Linked DNA regions of Homo sapiens: all the other regions are linked to region 3. Evidence: chromatin contacts called from ENCODE Hi-C or POLR2A ChIA-PET data. All regions are on one chromosome and are shown on one strand. Each heading gives the region's core, a stretch centred on a gene start or an enhancer-like site at or near the end of the contact. The rest is flanking DNA. Distances are from core to core; before and after follow the strand shown. Region 1 holds the start of POGZ (pogo transposable element derived with ZNF domain). Region 2 holds the start of PSMD4 (proteasome 26S subunit ubiquitin receptor, non-ATPase 4). Region 3 holds the start of H2AC21 (H2A clustered histone 21).

The links. A loop is a pair of places that touch in the nucleus more often than their neighbours do. ChIA-PET counts read pairs that join two places held with the same protein, here RNA polymerase II (POLR2A). Pooled maps may share reads with other maps.
Region 1: a loop to region 3 is called in a pooled map, with 6 times the contacts of the local background. The contact joins the promoter of POGZ here to the promoter of H2AC21 in region 3. A Hi-C loop is called at or near these places in 2 of 50 pooled maps. POLR2A ChIA-PET finds 5 or more read pairs at or near these places in 3 of 52 experiments (GM10248, OCI-LY7 and activated B cell).
Region 2: a pooled map shows a loop between it and region 3 (12-fold over the local background). The contact joins the promoter of PSMD4 here to the promoter of H2AC21 in region 3. A Hi-C loop is called at or near these places in 5 of 50 pooled maps. POLR2A ChIA-PET finds 5 or more read pairs at or near these places in 2 of 52 experiments (CD4-positive, alpha-beta memory T cell and GM10248).

The regions. Positions count from the first base shown.
Region 1 is chr1:151,458,138-151,461,036 of GRCh38, forward strand. POGZ (pogo transposable element derived with ZNF domain) reads right to left here and starts at 1,357. Exons shown (of 19, transcript NM_015100.4): 1 at 1,015-1,357. RefSeq lists silencers at 458-507, 698-747 and an enhancer at 1,578-1,627.
Region 2 is chr1:151,253,148-151,256,200 of GRCh38, forward strand. PSMD4 (proteasome 26S subunit ubiquitin receptor, non-ATPase 4) reads left to right here and starts at 1,587. Exons shown (of 10, transcript NM_002810.4): 1 at 1,587-1,661. The coding sequence starts at 1,636. RefSeq lists an enhancer at 1,479-1,668 and a silencer at 1,709-1,848.
Region 3 is chr1:149,886,434-149,889,458 of GRCh38, forward strand. It overlaps H2AC21 (H2A clustered histone 21), which reads right to left and starts at 1,532. Exons shown (of 1, transcript NM_175065.3): 1 at 1,036-1,532. The coding sequence starts at 1,483. The coding sequence ends at 1,091. It overlaps H2AC20 (H2A clustered histone 20), which reads left to right and starts at 485. Exons shown (of 1, transcript NM_003517.3): 1 at 485-978. The coding sequence starts at 542. The coding sequence ends at 931. It overlaps H2BC21 (H2B clustered histone 21), which reads right to left and starts at 249. Exons shown (of 1, transcript NM_003528.3): 1 at 1-249. The coding sequence starts at 207. RefSeq lists enhancers at 483-552, 683-742, 1,153-1,292, 1,313-1,602, 1,826-2,420 and 2 more.

The DNA.
Region 1 (2,899 bases), core at 107-2,606, 1.6 Mb after region 3:
AGAATGTCTAAGACAAGTGCTACTAGCAGTTTGAGAGAATCCCACATCTGGAGAGGAAGGAAATAAGAACAACACGCAGAAAGACGGAAAACAAATAGATCAATGACAGTACTCCTTTGCAAAAGGTGCCAAGAATCTAAATAAAATAGTCCCCGGGATAAACATGGCGCCCACCGCGGCAGGACATAATCACCAGAAAATAAAGATTCCCCGCCTCATTCCATTTTATAAATCACGGCGCCATCCCAAAAGAAATTTGGGGACCGAGGGAGGAGACTTCGTAAACTAGCTGCAGTGCACTAAGGCTTAGGATGTACTATTAGACCAAGCAGAGATTACATAACACAAGGGATCGGCTCAGCAATCACTCATTTTCCTCCTCCCGCTCAAAACGAGCGCCCCACTCCTTCTCGGAGCGGGAATGGGGCGGGGAGGGCCGCGCACCCCCACCCCCAGGGGCCGCTCCGCCGCCGCCCGCCCCTCCGCCGCACGGCCTCGCCCCCTCGCCGGCCCCTCCCGCCGCGCCCCGCCGTCTCGCCACCGCCCGCGCCCCCGCCCCCGCCCCTTCCCCAGCGGGCCACCGCCCGCGCCCGCGCCGCCCACTCCTCCGAGACGCCTCGCGCCGAGCGTGCGTGTGGACGTCGGGCTGTGTGCGGGGCCGTGGGGCGCGAGTGCGCGCGCGCGCGCCGCGGCGGGCGCCGGGGGGCGGGGGCGGCCGGCCAGCCGGCAGGCAGGGACCTCCGCCGCCGGCCCTTCGCGCGGCTCCCGCGGCCCGGGGCGCACGCACACACACTCGCGCTCGCGCGCCGCACCCCGCGGCCGCCCCTGCCGCGGGCCGCGCCGCCACTCGCGGTGGGCGGGGGCGCGCACCGCCGGCCCCCCGCCCCCACCCCCGCGCGTACCGGCCCCATCCCCCTCTCATTGTCTCGCCTCTGAACGCCTCGCCGAGCGAAAAGATAACGGAACCCCCGGGAGCAGGGGGTGGGGAGAGAGAAGGCTCGCTCGCTCACTCACCTCCTGTGGTCGTCGCCGCCGGTAGTCTGACCCGAGGAAGGCGCCGTCGCCTTAAAGGGACCTTACACCCGGCGCCAGAAGGGGGTGGGAGCAGGGGGAGGGGACGGGGGCTTGGGGGGAGACGAAGAAGAGGTAACCGTTGAAAGCTCGTCTCCCCAAGGGTGAAAGGAAGCCTCCCTCGGGTTCGAGTGATTCGGGGTGGATTTTTTTCCCGAGGGGGGCGGGGGGGCCCCGAGGGAGGGGGGTGGGGGGGCCAAGGAATGCGGCTCCGTGTACGGGAGCTGGCGCGGGGGAGAGAGACGCCGACTCCCCCCACCGACCCTCTCGCCCCGCGGAGGGATACGGCTCGTCACTTCCGCCCTCCCCTTTTTCACGGCCTCCCAATTGGTCGGAGCGCGCTGCACGTCATGGGCTCATCCAAACCCCTGCCCGGGCTTCTTTTCTAGTCAAGTTTGGCTGGGCCTGCAAATAAATAAATAAAGGAAAACATTTTTTGTAATGAAAAAAGAATAATTAGCTTCAGAAGCTATATCTAAATTTTGGTGAGAAAAATGAGACTTCCAAAGAAAATATTCCCCAATTTACTTGCCAAGAGTTTCCAAGGAAGTGTTGGGAGGCTCCCCCACTTTCCACTCAAGGCTTAGACCCAGTCAAGAGGGAGACTTCATGACACAGGCCAGGTGGTGAGGCCCAGTGGCACCAACAACTGTCATTGGAACAAAGAACAAAATGGCACTCACTCTTTCTCAAGAGACACTCGGCCAAGTAACCTTGTGGCTGCGGCCTTGTTTAAGTGAAGAACTTTTAAAAGCCATTTTGATCCTCAAGCCCTTCTGGATCCTGGAAAGAAGTGGCACACGATTGTTAAAGCGATTATTGTGATGGAAACTGCTTTGCTCCCATTGTGAGTAGATTCAGCAGAGATCCCCAGTTCCAAGAAACCACACACACTCCACATCCTTATGCTTTTTGCTCCAATCAAGGCTGAGATGGGTTGGCTCAAAGAAATTGGTTAGTCCACTCAAACGACCATCCACCTGTTTATTCTTCCCCAGACAAAAACTACCTCTTTTCAGGTAGCTAAGAAATTTTGTCCTTTATTGCCTTCTGAGATTATAAAAATGTAATATTTTCCTTGAATATTTGAAAATGTTTGCTATTTAAGCAATACACAAATATTTGCTTCAAACCAAATGTGAAATCAAGGTACTTGGTGCAGAAAGGGGAAATCCAGAACTATGTTTATTTGTGCTCTTTATATACACACTCCATTCAAACCACCAGACTGAAAATAGGCAGTGGAAGTAGGCATTCCAAATTGTATGCACCTGCCCGTGTGAGTGTGCACATGTGCATACACATACACACACTGCCACCACCCAGTTTCATTCCATTTCATACCAAAACCATGTGAGTGATTTCCACTAGTGTAGGATGCTTAGGAAGGACTTCATTATTTGAATGAGAAGAATCACTAAATCCTTCTGAAAATACTTCTGAAGACTTTCCAGACCTGATCTGGAGAAGCCCATATTAGGATTATGGGATCAATCACCAAAAGACTACATGAAACTCAAATCCTATTTTATACTGTCGTGTAATTAGTATAATTCATTATATATGTTATATTTACATTATGTATATTACGTTATTAACCTTTGAAAAATTCCAACATATTTCCCCATGCCCTGTCAATTTATTCTCCCAGCCAATGAGATCTAGCGCAGACTATGCCATATACCGTTGACCAGTAACTGTTAGCATGCTTTATTGAAAATGGATCATGCATCCATTCATTCATTCAATGAATATTTATTGGGGGCTGGGCATGGTGGCTAACACCTGTAATCCCAACACTTTGGAAGGCCAAGGGAGGAGGATCACA
Region 2 (3,053 bases), core at 337-2,836, 1.4 Mb after region 3:
AGACTTTTTTTTTTTCAGAGATGGGGTCTGGCTATGTTGCCTACGCTGGTCTCGAACTCATGCGCTCAAGCCATCCTCCCACATCAAAAAATTAAAAACAAATTAGCTGGGCTTGGTGGCATGCACCTATAGCCCCAGCTACTCAGGAGGCTGAGGCAGGAGGATGGCTTGAACCCGGGAGGTGGAGATTGCAGTGAGCCGAGATCAGGCCACTGCACTCCAATCTGGGCAACAGAGCGACACCCTGTCTCAAACAATAAAACTTTGTAGAGACGGAGTCTGGCTGTGTTGTCCAGGCTGGTCTCAGACTCCTAGCCTGAGTTGATCCTCCTGCCTGGGCCTCCCAAAACGCTGGGATTATAAAACCTAAGCCATTGCATCAGGCCTTGAATGTAATTTTTGATTAACCAAAACGGTTTAGTGGTTTGTTCTTTGGCAGATTAGTTAATATAATTGAGTTGTCAAATCTTTTCCGGGCTCTGTACTGGGCTTAGGGAATTGTAAAGATTAAGACACGTTGCCGGCCAGGTGTGGTGGCTCACGCCTGTAATCCCAGCACTTTGGGAAGCTGAGGTGGGTGGATCATCTGAGGTCAGGAAATCGAGACCAGCCTGGCCAACATGGTGAAACCTCGTCTCTACTAAAAATACAAAATTAGCCGGGCATGGTGGAATGCCCCTGTAGTCCCAGCTACCTGGGAGGCTGAGGCAGGAGAATCCCTGGAACCCAGGAGGTGGAGGTTGCAGTGAGCCGAGATCGAGCCACTGCACTCTAGCCTGGGTGAAAGAGCGAGACTCCTCCGTCTCAAAAAAAAAAAAAAAAAAAAAAAAAAAAAAAAAAAAAAAGGCACGTTGCCCACCCTTAGTTAAACGAGGGAGGAGATAAATATACAAATAAATTCAATTGAAGGGTATAAGGGCTTGTTGAATTAAAATTCTACAGGGAACTGAGGGCTGTAGAAAGTCATTAGCGATCCCGACACTTTTTTTTTTCTTTTTTTGAGACGGAGTCTCACTCTGTCCCCCAGGCTGGAGTGCAGTGGCGCGATCTCGGCTCACTGCAATCTCTGCCTCCCGGGTTCAAGTAATTCTCCTGCCTCAGCCTCCCGAGTAGCGGGGATTACAGGCGTGCGCCACCATGCCCGGCTAATTTTTTGTATTTTTAGTAGAGACAGGGTTTCACCATGCTGGCCAGGCTGGTCTCGAACTCCTGACCTCGTGATCCGCCCGCCTTGGCCTCCCAAAGTGCTGGGCTAACAGGCGTGAGCCACCGCGCTCGGCCGATCCCGACACTTTTTTAAAATGCCGAAGCCGGAATCGACACAGCACTTTCAAAGGTTCCTCCATAGCTCCCCTGAGATCCGGCCAGCGGGAAACCCCAACTGAGAACTGCAATGGCAGGGAAAGTGGAGGCTAGATCCTGTTTTTTGTGTTACCGCGATTCCCTTCAACTACCCTCAAGACGCCTACAAATTTGTTTGGCGGCACCTACAACTCCCAGAACGCAACGTGGGGGACGGAGGCGGAAGCAGCTGGCCAAGCCGAGGTCTGTGATTGGTGAAGAGCGACGGGCCAATTGGAGGAGTTGTTGTTAGGCCGTCCCGGAGACCCGGTCGGGAGGGAGGAAGGTGGCAAGATGGTGTTGGAAAGCACTATGGTGTGGTGAGGAGCTACTTCGGGGCAGGAGGGGCAGAGCTGGGTTCCGGGCGCGTGTAGCGCCAAGGCAGGGAGGGCCTGGGGTGGGGGCCAGGGGCTCATGGGCGAGAGGCGGCCCTGGCCCCGGAGGTAAGGAGCCCGCTGGACTCCCTGAGTCATCCCGGGGCCCTGGAGTGGCGGATAGTCCCGGGTTACCACTGTTACCCCCAGGGGGACGGTCATTGACTGGTCATTCCTGCTTCCTTTCTCTGTTCTAGCGCCGTCTTCTCTAGAGCAGCCCGGGTCTGTCTTTAGCTACAGTTCTGCTTTTCGGACTCATCGTAATAGTTTTCTGCCCTCCTTTCTTTGCAAAATAACGTCTATTAGGAAAATAGATTATTAATCCCTTCCTCTCCCCATTCCCTCGTCTCTAACTTCATTACCTTTCCCTGTATCATCTTCAAAGGTACCATTTACAGATTGCTTTTTATGTATCAGTCATTTTGTTTATCTCACTTATACCTCACAACCACACCTTAAGGTAAATTATCTCTCCATTTTACGGTTCAGGATACCGAGTCTCAGCGATTTTAAGTGATTTGTCCAAAATCATACAGCTAGTTAAGTGGTGGAGTCAAGATTTAAACCCACGGCTGTCTGACACAAAGGCTTTATCCGGTGAGGTAGCTCTCTTTGTCAGTTTCAGGCTTGGGCTGAGTACCTATTACGAGTCACATTAGAAGAGGAGGACATAAATTTTTGCAGGGTTTCAAGAGTTCCTTCTAAGTGTAATCACTGAATGTAATACAGAATAGTTGACGAACACAAATCACCGATTGGGTGAAACAGGCACCTATGAGATTTCTTCTTTTTATTTTCTCGGGGGAGCATAGCATTGCCAGATAACATACAGGATGCCCAGTGAAATTTGAGTTTCAGATAAACGATGAATAATTTTTTTTTGAGACGGTCTCGCTCTGTCTCCCGGACTGGAGTGCAGTGGCCCAGTCTGGCTCACTGCAGCCTCCGCCTCCCTGGTTCAAGTGATTCCCAGTGATTGAACTAATTTACACTTGCACCAACGATAGAACAGTGTTCTCTTTTCTCGCAACCTTGCCAGCATCTGTTATTTTTTTAGTTTTTAGTAATAGCCATTCTGACTGGTGTTAGGTGGTATCTCGTTGTGGTTTTGATTTATTTGCATTTCTCTAATGATCAGTGATATTGAGGTTTTTTTAATAGGCTTGTTGGCTGTATGTATATCGTCTTTTGAAAAGTGTCTGGCTGGGGCGTGGCTCAGGCCTGTAATCCCAGCACTTTGGAAGGCTGAAGTGGGTGTATCACCTGAGGTCAGGAGTTACTGACCAGCCTGGCCAACATGGTGAAACCCCATCTCTACTAAAAATACAAAAATTAGCC
Region 3 (3,025 bases), core at 282-2,781:
GTCGTTGACGAAGGAGTTCATGATGCCCATGGCCTTGGACGAGATGCCGGTGTCGGGGTGGACCTGCTTCAGCACCTTGTACACGTAGATGGAGTAGCTCTCTTTGCGGCTGCGCTTGCGCTTCTTGCCGTCTTTCTTCTGGGCTTTGGTGACGGCTTTCTTGGAGCCCTTTTTAGGGGCCGGAGCGGATTTTGCCGGTTCAGGCATGGTAAGACACAGTACAAACGCGGCTTAGCCAAGAAAAGAAGTAAGAGAATGGGCGGGCCTGATTCTTTTATAACCACCTTATGCAAATTAGGGCTCCGAAAGTCGTTCATTTCCATTGGTCCGTGTGCGGACCTTGCGTTTTCAGCAATGCGTACGTAACAACACCGACTCTTGACTTGATTGGCCGGTTCTGAAGCCATATTAGGACCAATGAAAAACTCGTTCTTGACCCCACCCCTAGGAAAGCTTATAAAGGCTTTCCTCTTGGTTCTCTTTCAATCTTATTTTGTTGCGAGGTTCTGAGCGTTGTCTGTGTTTAACCTTGATTTCAGTCATGTCTGGTCGTGGCAAACAAGGAGGCAAGGCCCGCGCCAAGGCCAAGTCGCGCTCGTCCCGCGCTGGCCTCCAGTTCCCGGTAGGGCGAGTGCACCGCTTGCTGCGCAAAGGCAACTACGCGGAGCGGGTGGGGGCCGGCGCGCCCGTCTACATGGCGGCGGTCCTCGAGTACCTGACCGCCGAGATCCTGGAGCTGGCGGGCAACGCGGCTCGGGACAACAAGAAGACGCGCATCATCCCTCGTCACCTCCAGCTGGCCATCCGCAACGACGAGGAACTGAACAAGCTGCTGGGCAAAGTCACCATCGCCCAGGGCGGCGTTTTGCCTAACATCCAGGCCGTTCTGTTACCAAAGAAAACCGAAAGCCACAAAGCCAAAAGCAAATAAATGCAGACAAACAAACCAAGACCAAAGGCTCTTTTTAGAGCCACCCAAGTTTTCAAAAAAAGAGCTAATGCGCTATTTCGTGATCAGCCCTTCATTTGACACTTTGGTGGCTCTTAAAAGAGCCTTTGGGGTGAATGAGTATGGTGTCAAGCCTCTTAATTACTTGTTCTTGCCAGGCTTGTGACTCTCCGTTTTCTTGGGCAACAGGACAGCCTGGATATTGGGCAAGACGCCGCCCTGGGCAATGGTGACACCCCCGAGTAACTTGTTGAGCTCTTCGTCATTCCTCACGGCTAGTTGCAGATGGCGAGGGATGATGCGCGTCTTCTTGTTGTCCCGAGCCGCGTTGCCCGCCAGCTCCAGAATTTCCGCGGTCAGGTACTCGAGGACCGCCGCCAGGTACACCGGGGCGCCTGCCCCGACCCGCTCCGCGTAGTTGCCTTTGCGCAGCAAGCGGTGCACTCGCCCCACCGGGAACTGGAGACCAGCGCGGGACGAGCGCGACTTGGCCTTAGCGCGGGCCTTGCCTCCCTGCTTTCCGCGTCCTGACATTACGGCTAAAATTGCAGTTACAGCTTCTTTTACAAGGAGAAGAATGTGGAAAGAATAACCAATTTGATGTAATTTATAAGAGCTACCGGGAGGGGTGAAGGGAAGTCGTTTGATTGGCTAAAAGCGGAGCCGTATCTAACAGCCAATAGAAAAGCAGAAAGCCGCCTCTTGGTTTGCGTCCTGCACTGAAAGGAAATGACGGATTTTGTAAGTATCTACCAATCGCTGAGAGCCACATTAAAGCCCCTTATTTGCATGCCAGGATCTTTAAAGAGAGCAGGCTTTCAAACAAAATACTGGTTTTGTTTTACTGAGAGGCACTGTGGGTTTTTGTTTTGTTTTGCTTTGCTTTGTTTAGTTTACAGCCGGGAAATCCCAATATGGACCCTAAGGAACTGCAGAAGACATCCTTAGACGGAGAGTTACTCTCACGAAAGAGTAGGGGATTCTGAAGCCGATGATCCCCTTGAGCTCTAAACTGCCAAGTCCCGCCCTTTCTGTCTCGTCACAGCCAAATTCCCTTTAAAAATACATGTACTACTAAGGCTGCCTCCTTTCTCGCCCCTAAACTTAAGTCGCCCGCAGCGGCGTGTCTCCGCCCCACCCCCACCCGCCTGCACTCCTCGGAATCCGGTTTGACCGAGGCTAGAATAGATTTGTCATCCTCCTCTTGACCTCCAGGAGGCGGCCTTCAAACTTGCTCCCTTGGCTTTCAAAATGTCGCCCTGTTTTTCTTCTTACCTCGCCGACTTTTCTTATCCTGCTCCCCCATGCCACTGCCCATCTCTAAATCTGCGAGTCCAGCTGGACTGTTTCCCTGTCTCCAATTCTTCACTTATCCCGAAGAGTCTTACCCATTTATATGCTTTCAACTAACGTCCAAATTTGTTTCAGAAGCTCAGACCCTTATGCCTAACTGCTTACAGAATACTTCAACCTACTTATCCCAACGAGCACCTCAAACTCAAACTCTACCTCAGCCTATCCGAACGCGAACTCATACAAACAACCTCCCCTCTTTGCCCTCTTTTCCTGAAATGCACCAGCATACTTACAGATACCTAAGCCGAAATCTACTCTACTCTTCCCTTCGTCTTAGCATATCCAGTCAGTTGCTTCCTTAACATCCCTTCAGACTTTTTCTCCATGCTCCCTTGTCCACCTCATCATCATCCCTTAGATTTCAGCAACAGCCGGGAAAGGGTAATTTTGCCGTCAGGCACTAATCGCTGGCATGACTCCAGCGGTCTTAGAAATCTTTCCTGAAAGCTCTCCTTTTTTTCTTTTATCCCATATAACAGATGAACCTGAAAGCTCTTGTGTTTCTTCCTCCTCAACGTCCCATCTCTGGGAGTTCTACATCTCCTACACCATTCTCACCCTTTCCTTAGTATCCCTTAAGGTCAGGTAGAATGCTAGAGAGAAAAAATAGACTTGTGGGTTTTTTGTTCGTTTTTTGAGGCGGAATTTCCTCTGTCACCCAGGCTGGAGCACTATCTCAGCTCACTGCAACCTCCACCACCGCCTCCTCCACCCCGCCCC